Linked DNA regions of Homo sapiens: region 1 is linked to region 2. A link is a contact called in ENCODE Hi-C or POLR2A ChIA-PET data. All regions are on one chromosome and are shown on one strand. Each heading gives the region's core, a stretch centred on a gene start or an enhancer-like site at or near the end of the contact. The rest is flanking DNA. Distances are from core to core; before and after follow the strand shown. Region 1 has its middle 20 kb from the start of ADRB2. Region 2 has its middle 85 kb from the start of ADRB2.

Region 1 (7,396 bases), core at 3,882-6,381, 110 kb after region 2:
CAATGCTATTGGTCCACTATTATTAGTAAAGACCACGCCAAACCTAAAACAGTGTGTGTGGGTGTGTGTGTGCACGTGCATGCGCACGCTTGCATGAGTGTGGACGGGCACACACATGTGTGCACGTGTATGGCAATACACAGAATGCACAAGATGCTTTGACATCACTTAGATTGTCCCCTGCTATTGTGCCTGTTTGCAGGTTTGGCAAATAGACCCCAAATTAGTTGTGAGGGAGTGAGATGACCACTGACTCAGAATGGGGAAAATTAAATTCAAGTCCCAATCCTGACTGTGCTGGCAAAGTTTGCTTTCTGCCTCTGGGGGTGCAGAACTGAAGAGAGCCCCTTGTTTCCCTCCCCATCTTTCATGGAAAGGATTTGGTTCCAGGATCTCCCAGTTCTGTGTCTCTTGGGAAAGTGTCTCTGATCTATTTTCGTTTGAATTTGCATGTTCTCCACATGGATTATCATCTGGCTGACTCGAGTTTTGCTTATTTCTTTTGTTTGATCTGCTCGGGTTTCATAACGCAAGCTCTAAGGCCAATTTTAGCCCTTCTTGGATTATGAGAGTGTCAAAATTAAGATATTGAAGAATTTGTCATGGTTTCAGTCAAGGATACTTGTCTCCTCCGCCCCCACCCTCCCTGGTGAGCCTTTCCACTTTGGCCCAAGTAAAAGCCTTCTCCCTCCCTAGATCCCTCCCTAAATGGAGTCTGGTTTTCACATTAGCTGAGAGGAGGCCCTGAAGTCAGAAATCCTCGGCACATGAGTCACTTTGTCTCTTTGTGCCTCATTTCCCCCATCTATAAATAAGTGGAGTCTCGCACTTTCTCATCTCCCAGTGTTGGAGGGCTCTCCATGGAGGTGGCTTTGTGCAGACCAAGGGCTCCTTCCTCGCTGGCACACCCTGCCTTCCAAGGTGGATTCTCTTGACTATCAGGGCCCAGGGGGATTCTCTAATAAAACAATGCATCTCTCTGTCTCCCGGCTTCCACTCCTGGCCCCCTCCAAGGCCCCTTCATTACTGTCTGTGTGACCTTTCTAAAACGCAGCAGGTAGCCTTGGCTAAAAAGCCTTCAGTGCCCTGCCGCTACCTTCAGTAGAAAGGTTTCAGCAAATGAGTTCAAAAGGAAGCACGGTGAAAACTGACACAGAGAACTAATAGCACACCCAAACACATGCCAGTGTACAGCCTAGATCCATTTATTTGAATCTATAAGGTGGAAGGCAGTGTTCTGAGAATAAAGGGAGGAATAAGACTTGGCCCCTGTGTCTGAGAAGCTTACATCCTTTTAAAGCTAAGCAAGTATATAAAAATAATAATGTTTTTACTTTTTTAAGTATTGGAAGTACCTTAGAAATCATTGACTTTGCCCAACTGCCCCATTTTACAGTTGTGGAAACCGAGGTCATAGAATTGGTAAATTACGAAGAAAACTGTGTTTCCTAGTAGGTCTCCCTGCCTTCACTCTGCCTCCACCACCAGGAGTCTCTGCACCCAGTCATCTTTCTAAGGGGTGTGCCATCCATCACTCCCCACGCAAAACCTCTCTGTGCCCTCCAATGCAGCTAGACTGAAGCCTGTGATGTCAGTGTGGTCAGATCCCTGCAACCTCAGCTTGTGTTCATGGCACACTGTGCTTCTGCTACCCTGGCCTTCTCTCTGCTGTGTGAACACACTAAGGTTTAACCCTTCCCGTTGTCTTGGAGGGGAAAATTCTCCCAGATATTCAGGCTTCTTTGTGTCATTCAGTCTCACTCAGCTCAAAGGGCACTTCCTCTGGGCTGCCCTAACCCCCACCAGACACCCAAACTAGATGCACAACGCTCGTCACTCTTTCCCATCAGCCTGATTGGATGCCTCTAAAGCATGTACCACTATCTGTACCACTGCTCATTTATTCATTGTTCATGTTTATTGTTTGTGTCCAATCACTGACAGGAAGCTGCAGGAAGGCTAGGATTCGTCTCTATTTCCAGTGTCTAGAACATAATTGATTCATAGTTGATGCAGAAAAAATATTTGTTGAATGACTGAACAAACAAATACATATTGAAGGAAATTCAAAAATGCAGGATAGTATAAAAATACAAATAAAAATCACCCATAACTCCTAGTTCTGGTATTACTTTTGTTAAAATTTTTTAGTATTTCTTTTTTTCAGGTCTCTTTTCTATTTGTGTACATATGATATTCAGTATGCATTTAATAAAATTGGGACTACTGTAAATTACAGTTTGTCTCTTGCTTTTTTCCACTTATTGTATGGTATTTACATGTGTTAGGAAATAATGTTTTTAAATGCTATTTTAAGTGTTGCACAGTATTTCATACACATTTTTCAAAATTAAGCATTTCCCTATTGTTGGACCCTGATAACTTAATTTTTTTTTCTAATTGATCTTCCCTCTCCAAACCATTCTAATAGCACTTGGCTTTTATGATACTTGTGGTAACTGTTCCTAGCTGTGAGTAGTTGGGTAAAAGACATTCATTTCTTTCCAGGAAATATCTATAGACCCGTCCTTAATTTTGTATGTTTTCTGTGGTCTCTTTCAGTGGGGATTGACTTGGTTCATGACCCAGTTATTAAGTCAAAGATTTGTGGTTAGCAACGAGTTGAGTTTCTAACATTTCCTGGTTGAAAGATAAACTAACATGAATGGAGGGATAGAGGTAAGTCCCAATCACATTTAATGCAGACTTTTAACCAGGAACATTTTCCTGTTGAAATTAATCAACACTCAGGAACAGAAAAGTAAAGAGTTTCCAAATCCTCATAGACTTATAAAATCTTAGCGAACTGAAAGGAATATTAAAGGTAACTAACTAACTCCCTCACTTTAAGCAGGAAGCTAAGACAGAAGGGGGCACCATCTTGCCCAGAGTCCTACAGCAAATAATGGTGGAGCCAGCCCAAGAAGAGACAGCAAAGCCCTTCACACCTCAGGCCAGAGTCATATCCACACAGATGAACTGAGGTTTTGCTGCATAATGAGTTTCAGGCTGTAGGTGACCAAGTTAAAAGACAGAAATTTAAATTATAATGTCTTAGAAAAATCTATTGAGGAAGAAGTGTAGTTGATTGTCCAATTATTAAGCTCACATAATTGGGATACCCTTCATCCTAGTCTCCAAATTTTTCTGAAGATGCACCCCATTAGTAAACATTTGTTAACATACCCTTAGTATCTGTGTATGTATTGTGCCCAGATTATACACATACCACTGTAATAATATGCTATGTATATTTTTAAACATACAAAAATAAACATTTTACCAGAGTGAAGAAAAACAAAACATAGTTGTTCTATTACTTTTCCTTTATATCAGTAAGTTGTCTTTTCTGCTCCCTGAGGGGCCTGCAACACATTTTGGAAACTGCTGCACAACATCATTCTTTTTCACACAAAGGGTCATAACTTATTAGTGAGGTGTGAAATCATTTCAGCAAGTTGCAGCCACCATATTTTAAATGAATTGTCATACAACAGATAAAAAATAATAAATTGATTACAGGTGGTAAGGATGACTGTTGTTTATGGCACATTTTTTCATTTACAATCATGTGTCACTGAATGACAGGGATATGTTGTACAAACATTGTATTTAATATTTACACGAACCTAGATGGCATAGCCTACTACACACCTAGACTAAATGGGATAGCCTATTGCTCCCAAGCTACAAACCTGTACAGCATGTTACTGTCCTGAACACTGTAGGCAACTGTAACACAATGGTAAGTATTTGTGTAGCTAAACATATGTAGACACAGAAAAGGCACAGTAGAAATATAGAATAAAAGATTTAAAATGGTACATCTTTACAGGGCACTTACCATCAAGAGAGCTTGCCAGTCTGTAAGTTGCTCTGGGTGAGTCATTGAGTGAATGTGAAGGCCTAGGGCATTACTGTACACTGCTGAAGACTTTATAAGCACTGTACTAAATGTATACACTAAATTTGTACATTAAACTTATAAAGAAATATTTTCCTTTCTTCAATAACAAATTAAACAGCTTGTTATAACTTTTTACTTTATAAACTTTTTGACTTCTTAAAAATTTTTGACTCTTTTGTAGTAACAGTTTAAAACACAAATTGTTTTGTGTTGTACAAAAACACATTGTGCAGCTGTACAAAAGTATATTATTTCCTTATATCCTTATTCTATAAACTTTTTTCTATTTTTAATTATTTTTTTACTTCTAAATTTTTTTTGTTAAAAACTAAGACACAACCACACACATTAGTCTAGACCTACACAGGGTCAGGATCATCAAGATATCATGAGGTGATAGGAATTTTTCAACTCCATCATAATCTTATGGAGCCACCATGGTATATGTGGCCCATTGTTGACTGAAACGTCATTATGCCATGCATGACTGTGCTTGTGGGAATGGGTGTATGTGTGGTTTGGATGGGGGGAGGTGGCATACTGGGTGGCTCTGTAAAGTGCAAATCCACCCAAATCAGCAATTTGATATTCTTATATTACTTCCATAATCTCTAACCTCACCACCCATCTTCAAATTTAATCCACACGACATCCCTATGATAAAGATGTTCCTACACACATCATGTAAGGGATCAAACTGTGGCATAGGTTAAATAACTTGCCCAAGTTTCAGATCATGAGGTCAGGAGATTGAGACCATCCTGGCTAACACGGTGAAACCCCATCTCTACTAAAAATACAAAAAATTAGCCGGGCGTGGTGGTGGGCACCTGTAGTCCCAACTACTCGGGAGGCTGAGGCAGGAGAATGGCATGAACCTGGGAGGCAGAGCTTGCAGTGAGCCTCAGATTGCACCACTGCACTCCAGCCTGGGCAACAGAATGAGACTCCATCTCAAAAAAAAAAAAAAACAACTTGTCCAAGTTTATATGGCCTGGTACAGGCAGGATTTAGGCAACTGAATCCACAGGTGCTGCTGAACCACCAGGAGACCTGCTGCCCAAGTAACTGCAAACGGGGCACCAGGGACTGTCTAGGACCACAGGTCGAGTTCCACCTCTGCCAACCTAGTTTGTTAGCCCTTCCTTCCTTCCTTCCTTCCTTCCTCCTTCCTTTTCTGTTCTTGCCTGCCAGCTTTCCTCTTTCTACATTTCTTCCTCCTCCTTCCTTCTCTCTGTCTCTTCTATCCTACATTAAGTATAAGTTTTTCATGAACTACATTTTGGGAAAGAGTTCATGGAGCTACAGGGGATCTTAGAGATGACCTACTCCAACTACTTCATTTTTGAAGATGAGGAAATGGAGGTCCAGATAAGGGAAGGGTGTCACCATCAGCTTGTGTCACAGCTAAGGTGAGAACCCACTTCCTCTTCCTCCTCATCCATCAGTCTTTCCTCTGTACCAGCTTTATGCTGCCCTATAAACAGTCCACACTTAGCAGAGTCTGCCCCTGGGCTCTCTTTCCTTGAGTACTAAGAATTCATGTTAATCCACATAGAGAATTGAGAGATCAGAGCCTTCAATAAATGCCAACCAACATTTACAGTGTATTGTCTGTCAGCACAGTGCTGTGACAGTGCTGGGGATAAAACAACACAGACGCCAGGGCATCAGACCCTACCCCCACGCTGCTTTATGTACTCTCAGGGCACAGGGACGCTTCATTCTGTGCTCTTATCACACTGACTTGTGTCATCTCTTGACTGTCAGTCTCTCCCACTGAACTACAAACCTTCTGAGAGCAGAAGCCCTTTTTCTTTTATTGTTTTCTCAGCATTTCATATCCTATTGCACAAATCAGGACTTGGCACATAATAGATGCTCCATAAGTAATGGTTGAATAAATGAATAAATACATAGTACCCGTATTAGTTTGCTAGGGCTTCCATAACAAAATACCACAGCCTGGGTGGCTTACACAATGGAATTTTATTTTCTCATGGTCTTGGAGGCTGGAAGTCCAAGATCAAGGTGCCTGCAGGGTTGTTTCCTCTGAGACCCCACTCCTTGACTTGCAGGTGGCAACCTCTGGCTGCCTCTTCATATAGATTTTTCTCTGTGTGTGCACACACTCCTCGTATCTCTCTGTATGCCCTAATATCCTCTTCTTATGAGGACACAAGTCAGAATGGATTAGGGCCCACCCTAGCAGCATTGTCTTAACTTAATCTCTTTAAAGGCCCTACCTTTAAATATGGTCACATTGTGAGATACTAGGGGTTAGGGCTTTAACATATGAATTTGGAGGGAATACAATTAATTCAATCCGTAACAGCCTCCTAGCCTTAACTAGCTCACTGTAGCACACAAAAACATAATAAGACAGCACAATAACTGCTCTAGTAAGAAAGAAAAAAGCCTGGTGAGACACATATAATGGTTCCATCTAGGCACCGGGTCACCACTAGCCTGTGGCAGAGCTAAAGTGAGAACCCACTTCCTCTTCCTCCTCATCCATCAGTCTTTCCTCTGTACTAGCTTTATGCTATAATTATAATAGCTGCATCACTGGGCGTCGCCATGTACCATGTATTGTTCTAGGCATAGAATGTATTGCCTCAGATAATCCTTGCCAGTATTAAATGTCCACAAATATTGCTAGTGCCTGCAATGTCAATCACTGTGCTAAAGCTATATCATAGTGGAAAGACTCTCACTGCTTAATAGGAAAATGCAGATGCACACACACTCAAACACACACACACCAGTGGTATGCTGTCTCTGCCCATTTCTGCCAGGTTTATAGCTCTCATAATATTTGTTCCTCAGCCAGGTAATTTAGTCGGTTTCCAATTAGGAAAATAGGAATCATTCTAGGTCTTTCAACATCAGAAATTTAATGTAGGTAATATTAATATCAACACTTCGCAGGTGAAGAAACTTAGGAATAGCCAGTAAGTAACTGTTCAATTCACACAGCTAGTAGATTGCTGCTCCAGGGCTTAAACCCATTATTCTGGCTTCAAAGTCCACTCTTTTAAGCGGAACCCCATAATTCCCCTCAATAGCAGGAAGTCTTATTTTTTTTTATCCCAACCGGAAAAGGGATCTGAGACCATAGCAGAGAGGAGAGAAATTAAGCAGAGCCGCAAAGTGGGGTAAAGAGAACACAGAGAACAGACACAGAGAAAACAGGATGGCATAGGTCCAGGTTCATAAGCATCTGGCTGAGCAGGTGGCATAGAGGGGTAGTGAGTAAGGTGAGTTGACCAGTAAGATGAGAATGGAAAGGTAAGCTGGGGCCAGAATAAGCGAGATCTCATTTGATGTGAATATAAAATTGGGCTGGATTCTCTAAATGCTGGTAAGCTAATGATCTTGCAGTGAGAGATCATTTAATCTTACCTCCTCATTTTGCCAATCAAGAAACTGAGGGCCAGAGAGAAATGACTTGCCCAAGACTACAAAGCAAGTTAGTGGCAAAACTGG
Region 2 (7,226 bases), core at 1,910-4,409:
TTCATTCCATCCACAAGGCTTGATAAGTCTGTTTTCAAAATAGCTCTCATACTTTCACCTTTTTCTCCAACTGTCCTGACAGTTCTATATTAGGGCCACCATTATCTCTTGCCTGACCACTGGAAAATATTTCTAAAAGATTTGAAGATGGCTCTCTCCTTCTGGTTCTTAATGCAGTTCCCTCCTTTCGTCCCTTTGGGCTTAGAATTAGAAACACCTCTGCTGCCACTACCCCTGGGTGACTGCATCAGCCTTTGTGCCTCCTCCTTACAAGCAAACCGTCTCTGAATTGTTCTAATTTGAGGATCCCATCTCTTTCCCATTGGGATTTTAAACCCTATAGATCCTTCCATGAACACTTTCCTCCCTACAGTCTGACTCCTGTAATGACTCCTTCTCCCTCCCTTTCCTCCTTTCCTAGACGTCTGCTTACATAGCCTAGAAAGAAGGAGGGAGGAGAAAGCGGAAAGGCTCATGGTAGCAGGGCCAGTTTTGACTTTTAAGAAGCCCTGGGGATTTGTGGGGGGAACAGTGTTCTGGCTCCAGCTATTGCTGGCAATCTTTAGAATGTGGCACTAGATCCTCTTTGTCCATTGTTTGGGGTTCTACTTGTCAATACTGGAATAATAGGAAAAGTGTGATATACCATCCTATCACATATGGCCGTCTGCAGCGGGACTTAATGAAGCTTTCAAATACACAGAGGCCTTGTCACCATAGCTCTTTCTAATGCTAGTCAATACTTTCTATGTATTAGGTTTCTTGCTAAAGCTTTGCCTTGAATGTTTACATGCGGGCAATACCCAAGAACCTAACTGGAGGCAAGACAGGTGAGGGAAGCAGGACAAACACACCCAGTCTGACCCAGTCGATAATGAGTTTTCTACATCTGAGAATGTGATATTTGTGTAACACGTTACAGTTTAACAGGAGCTTTCATCCCCCTTTAGCTGGCACATGGCTGAGTAATCAATATATGTTTTCGTAAATGATTGAATGCAACTATAGAGTCATTTTCTCCTCCTCAAAATAACCCTGTGAAGTAGGCAGTGCAGGGATTATTATTCTCACTTTACAGAAAAGGAAACCAGGGCCCAAAGAAGTGAAATAGTTTCCTGAGTCCACGTAGTCAGTGACTGTATGTGCTCAAACCAGAACCAGCAGTGTCAGGCACCCATACTAGCTCATTTCAAAAGTCAGGAAGTCAGGAAGCAGGACGGTATTCTTGATAAAATAGGGAATTGGATTGGATCAAGTGCTTAAGTGTCTTCTCAGTATTAAGTCTCTATTCCTAGCCTCCCTCAATAATCTTACAGCACAGTTGGGAGCTGCCATGGAAGGGGATGGTAGGCAGAAGTTCAGGCTGCTAACCAGCTGGGAATTGAGTAAAAGGAACAAGAGAAAGGCCTTCTGGTGCCAAGACTCTGGAGAAATGTTTGTTGACTTTTGGCTTTGCATTGACTACTTCCAACTAGGCTTTGAAGCTGACTTTTTGATCCCAGGGCTCCCTGGGATGGGTGGGGGAGCTCATGACATTGTTGCTGTGGTTCTCCAGGCAACCACAAACCCTCAGTAGCTCCAGGAAGATGCCTTAATTACGTGGAAAGCGATGAGGGAACTACAGAGAAAACAAGAGATATCTACAAGGAAAGTGGGGCAAAAACAACAAGAATCTAAAGGGCAAAACAAGAGAGGCCCCAGGGGCGAAGCAACAGCCAGCACAGCAGCACTGTGAGGATGTTGATGGTGCCTCTCCTGGAGTCCTTCAGAATAAACTTGTCCCTTATAAAACTGAACTAGAAAGTGTCTAAAGGAATGAGAGCCCTAGCTCTCAGCCAAGTCTCCTAAAATAAGTTTTAAGAGATGGAGTGATGTTCTAAAAACACAGACCTAAATATTCACTCCCTTGCTCATAAGCTCTCTTTGCTCCTTGTTACCCTCCAGATAAAGTCTGTGCTCCTCGGCAGAGCTCAAGGACACTATTCAGTTCCTCTCCATGCCCCATGACTCTCTCGAATCTGGTCTGGGCATTTGTGCAAGGTTCTCCCTCCTTGGCAAATCACTACTTATCTCAAGGTCTAAGCTTCAACATTAATTTTTCTAGGAACATCCCCTCGATCCTATTCCCATCCCCATATTAGGCACAGTGTTCCTTCTGTATGTTCCTACAACATCACGATCTTTCATAATGGCCACATCGCTGGCACCGTTAGGTGCATGTCCGTCCCCTTCTCAGATACATCTCTCACATGAAGCAGAGGTCCGGGCACTTAGGAAGTGCTCATTAAGTATCTGTTGGATAAATAATAATGAGAAACAGTCAAAATCTCTAAAAGAGCCTTCTGTTTCACCAAGCAAAGAGGAAGGAAAATAACCAAGTGTGGGACATTGAGCAAAGAGATTATTTTTAACAGGAACAGAAACCCAGACAAATAAATGGCCCTTAATTTATGTCAGGGTTATCAAGAAATATATTATGCCCTTGATAATTGTGCAGTTATAATTACTTCTTCTGGAAACTGGGCTTTGTTGGAAGAAAGATTGGAGAGATTTGGAGATAAGTTTCCTTAGGAATAAACATGGAGAATCAAAATCCACCAAATGCCTGGATATCTCGGAAAAGAGATCAAACTGAAATAAGTGAGTGGACAGAACAGCCAATGTGGGTCTGACAGAGTAGCTGCGTCTAAAGGGGCAGCTGCTTCTCAGCTCCAGCCAATTGTTGAAATGCAAGAATACCAGCAGCAGCAGCCAAATCTCGTGACTGTCCCAGAGAGGACTCAAGTCCTTGTGGGGTGTGTACGTCTGCATGTGTGAAATCCTCTGGGTTCTAAATCTCCCCAGCTTGTTTACATTTTTAATAGTTACTAATCAGTCCAAAACAGCAAGTTGTATGAGTCCCAGAGATGCCAGGGTTTGACCTTCGCACCAAAAAACCTGACCTCCCATGGCTCTGTTTACCGAAAACTGTCAACACCAAACTGCAAGCGCCAAAGCTCCAAACAACATGATCCACCTGCAGAAAGTGATCAATACATGAGGGACTAAAGAAGAACAGAGGTTTGTCTGGGTCAGTTATTGGCACATAGTAAGTGGGTGCTCAGTCAATAAATAGCTGTTAAATGGGATAAAGAATAAGGAAATGGTGGATGTATGTCTGCAGTTCAAGGTTTGTACCACTAGATGGTGAAGTTTGTTTTTTTTCTGCAGATGTAAGCATAGAGAAATAAAATACTAGGATAGTTTTATGGATACATCTACAAGCCATGAGTACATAGCTCGGACATCCCACAAATGCTAACAGCTGTTTTCACATCGTCTTCGCTATTCCTCCTCACTTCCAACTCCAGTCAGCTCCGGATAAAAATAAAGTCATTAAAAGTAGCTGGCTTTCCTTGATATGAGAAGGACCATGTTAGAAATAGAGGATTACTAGAATTATACAACCTCCCAAGACTGAGCCAGGAAAAAGTTCAAACTCTGAACAAATTACGAGTTCCTAAATTGAATCAGTAATAAAAATCCTACCAACAAGTAAAAACCCAGGACCAGACAGATTCACAGCCGAATTCTACCAGACATATAAAGAAGAGCCAGTATTATTCCTATCGAAACTTTGCAAAAAATGGAGGAGAAGGACTCCTCTCTAACTCATTCTATGATGTCAGCATCATCCTGATTCCAAAACCTGGCAAAGACTCAACAACAACAACAAAAAAGGAAACTTCAAGCCAATATTCTTGATGGATATCTATGCAAAAATCCTCAACAAAATACTAGCAAACCAAATTCAGCAGCATATCAAAAAGCTAATCCACCATGATCAAGTAGGCTTTATCCCTGGGATGCAAGGTTGGTTCAACATATACAAATTAATAAATGTGATTCATCACATAAACAGAACTAAAAACAAAAACCATATATAATCTCAATAGATGCAGAAAGGGCTTTTGATAAAATTCAGCATCCTTTCATGTTAAAAACCCTCAACAAACTAAGCATTGGAGGAACATACCTCAAAATAATAAGAGCCATCTATTACAAACCCACAGCCAACATCACACTGAATGGGCAAAAGCTGGGAGCATTTCCCTTGAGAACCAGAACAAGACAAGGATACCCTCTCTCACCACTCCTATTCAATATAACACTAGAAGTCTCAGCCAGCATAATCAGGCAAGAGAAGGAAATAAAAGGGTTCCAAATAGGAAGACAGAAAGTCAAATGATCTCTGTTTGCAGACAATATTATTTTATCCTTAGAAAACCCCATAGTCTCGCCCCAAAAGCTCCTAGCTCTGATAACCAACTTCAGCAAATTTTCAAGATAAAAAATCTATGTACAAAAATTAGTCACATTTTTATACACCAATAATTCCCAAGCTGAGTGCCAAATCAAGAACGCAATTGAGGCTGGGCGCGGTGGCTCAGGCCTGTAATCCCAGCACTTTGGGAGGCTGAGGCGGGTGGATCTCGAGGTTAAGAAATTGAGACCATCCTGGCTAACATGGTGAAACCCTGTCTCTACTAAAAAATACAAAAAATTAGCTAGGCGTGGTGGCGGGCGCCTGTAGTCCCAGCTACTCGGGAGGCTGAGGCAGGAGAATGGTGTGAACCCAGGAGGTGGAGCTTGCAGCGAGCCGAGATTGCACCGCTGCACTCCAGCCTGGGTGAGAGAGCGAGACTCCATCTCAAAAAAAAAGAAAAAAAAAAGAATGCAATTGAATTCACAATAGCTACAAAAAGATAAAATACCTAAGAATACAGCTAACCAGGGAGGTGGAAAGACTTCTGCAACAAGAATTACAAAACGCTGCTGAAAGAAATCAGAGATGACATAAACAAATGGAAAAGCATTACATGCTCATGGATAGGAAGACTCAATATTGCTAATATGGCCATACTACCCAAAGCAATGTACAGATTCAATGCTATTCCTATCAAATTACCAATGACATTCTTAGCACAACTAGAAAAAATTATTCTAAAATTTATATGGAAACAAAGAATAGCCCAAATAGCCAAACACTCCTAAGGCAAAAGAACAAAGTTGGAGGTATCACATTACCTGACTTTATAGTATACTACAAGGCTCCAGTAAACAAAACAGCATGACACTGATACAAATACAGACACATAGACTAATGGAACAGAATAGACAGCCCAGAAGTAAATCCACAAACCTACAGTTATCTGATCTTTGATAAAGTTGACAAAAACAACCAATGGAGAAAGGACTCGCTATTCAATAAATGGTGCTGGGATAATTAGCTAGCCATGTGCAGAAGATTAAAACTGGACCCCTTCCTTGCACCATATAAAAATTAACTCAAGACAGATTAAATACTTACATATAAAACCTAAAACTATAAAAACTCTTGAAGAAAACATAGAAAATACCATTCTAGACATAGGCCCTGGCAAAGATTTTATGATGAAGATGCCAAAAGCAATTACAAGAAAAACAAAAATTGACAAATGGAACCTAATTAAACTAAGAGCTTCTGCACAGCAAAAGAAACTGTCAAAGAGTTAACAGCCCACAGAATGTCAGAAAATATTTGCAAACTATGCATCTGCAAAGGTCTAATATCCAGTATCTGTAAGAAACTCAAATTAACAAGCAAAAAATTACCCCATTAATAAGGGTGAAGGACATTAGCAGACATTTTTCAAAAAAAGACATATACATGACTAACAAGCATATGAAAAAATGCTCTACATCACTAATCATTAGAGAAATGCAAATCAAAACTGCAATGAGCTATACTGTCTAACACCCACCAGAATGGCTATCATTAAAAAATAGAAAAAAAAATAATGCTGGTGAGACTGCAAAGAGAAGGGAACGCTTACGCACTGCTGGTGGGAGTGTAAATCGTTTCAGCCATTGTGGAAAGCAGTGTGGCCATTCCTCAAAGAACTATTAAATAAAATCAGAATTACCATTAGACCCAGCAATCCTATTATTGTATATATACCCAAAGAAATATAAATTATTCCACCATAAAGACATGCATGCATTATGTTCATTGCAGCACTATTCACAATAGCAAAGACATGGAACAACCTAAATGCCCATCAACGGTAGACTAGATAAAGAAAATGTGGTACATATACACCATGGACTACTATGCAGCCATAAAAAAGAATGAACTCATGTCCTTTGTAGCAACATGGATAGAACTAGAGACCATTTATCCTTAGCAAACTAATGCAGGAACAGAAAACCAAACACCGCATGTTCTCACTTATAAGTGGGAGCTAAATAACAAGAGCACATGGACACAAAAAGAGGAACAACAGACACTGGGACCTACTTGAGGGTAGAGGGTGGGAGGAAGGAGAGGATCAGAAAAAATGCCTAACAGATACTATGCTTACTACATGGGTGATAAAATAACCAGTACACCAGAGCCCCATGACATGAGCTTACCTATAAAACAAACCTGCACATGTACACCTAAACCTAAAATAAAAGTTAAAAGAAAATTTGGAAAATGTGGTGCATATACACCATGGAATAATATGCAGCCATACAAAGGAGATCATGTTCTTTGCAGCAACATGGTTGAAGCTGGAGGCCTTTATCCTCAACAAAATAACACGGGAACAGAAAACCAAACACCACACATTCTCACTTATAAGTGGGAGCTAAACATTGAGTACACATGGACACAAAGAAGGGAACAATAGGCACCCGAGACTACTTGAGGGTGGAGAGTGGGAGGAGGGTGAGGATTGAAAAACAGCCTATTGGATACTATGCTTATTACCTGGGTGATGAAATAATATTCTGCAACCAAACTCCTGCAACATGCAATTTATCCATAGAACCAACCTCCACATGTACCCCTAAAAGTTAAAAAAATAGAGGATGAATACCAGATGATGTCTGTATGGGGCAGAGTGGGAAGGGCTGGGTATTCAAGGAGCTCATGGTCTTGTGGGGGCAAAGAGACCTTTAACCCAGTTACAATTTATTGTATTTGATACTATAATGGTGGTGTGTAGATGATGCTTTGTGAACCCAAAAGAGAGTGACTACCTATGTTGGTTGAGGAAGGGGCAGGAAGTCTTCTCAGAGGAGCACCTCAAGCACTGGATGAGCCTTGAATGATGAGAGGAAACCCACCAAGGTACAAGGGCAGGAAGAACATTCACTCATCCATCAGATATCTACTGAGCACCCATGTTGCCCAGCACTCTGCTGGCCGTTGGAAATAT

What was found. A loop is a pair of places that touch in the nucleus more often than their neighbours do. ChIA-PET counts read pairs that join two places held with the same protein, here RNA polymerase II (POLR2A). Pooled maps may share reads with other maps.
Region 1: a loop to region 2 is called in a pooled map, with 3 times the contacts of the local background. The contact joins two enhancer-like sites. A Hi-C loop is called at or near these places in 4 of 168 maps with a recorded cell type or tissue (CD4-positive, alpha-beta T cell, dorsolateral prefrontal cortex, endothelial cell of hepatic sinusoid and 1 more), 5 of 37 single-sample maps with no recorded cell type and 8 of 50 pooled maps. POLR2A ChIA-PET finds 5 or more read pairs at or near these places in 5 of 52 experiments (MCF 10A, PC-3, T-cell and 2 more).

What each region holds. Positions count from the first base shown.
Region 1 is chr5:148,843,245-148,850,640 of GRCh38, forward strand. No RefSeq gene overlaps it. Among named protein-coding and RNA genes, the nearest start is that of ADRB2, 20 kb to the left of the region's middle. Within about 2 kb of position 5,132, at least 5 of the 41 ENCODE cell types and tissues checked have a DNase peak (open chromatin) inside an H3K27ac peak, as active enhancers do.
Region 2 is chr5:148,738,277-148,745,502 of GRCh38, forward strand. No RefSeq gene overlaps it. Among named protein-coding and RNA genes, the nearest start is that of ADRB2, 85 kb to the right of the region's middle. Within about 2 kb of position 3,160, at least 4 of the 41 ENCODE cell types and tissues checked have a DNase peak (open chromatin) inside an H3K27ac peak, as active enhancers do.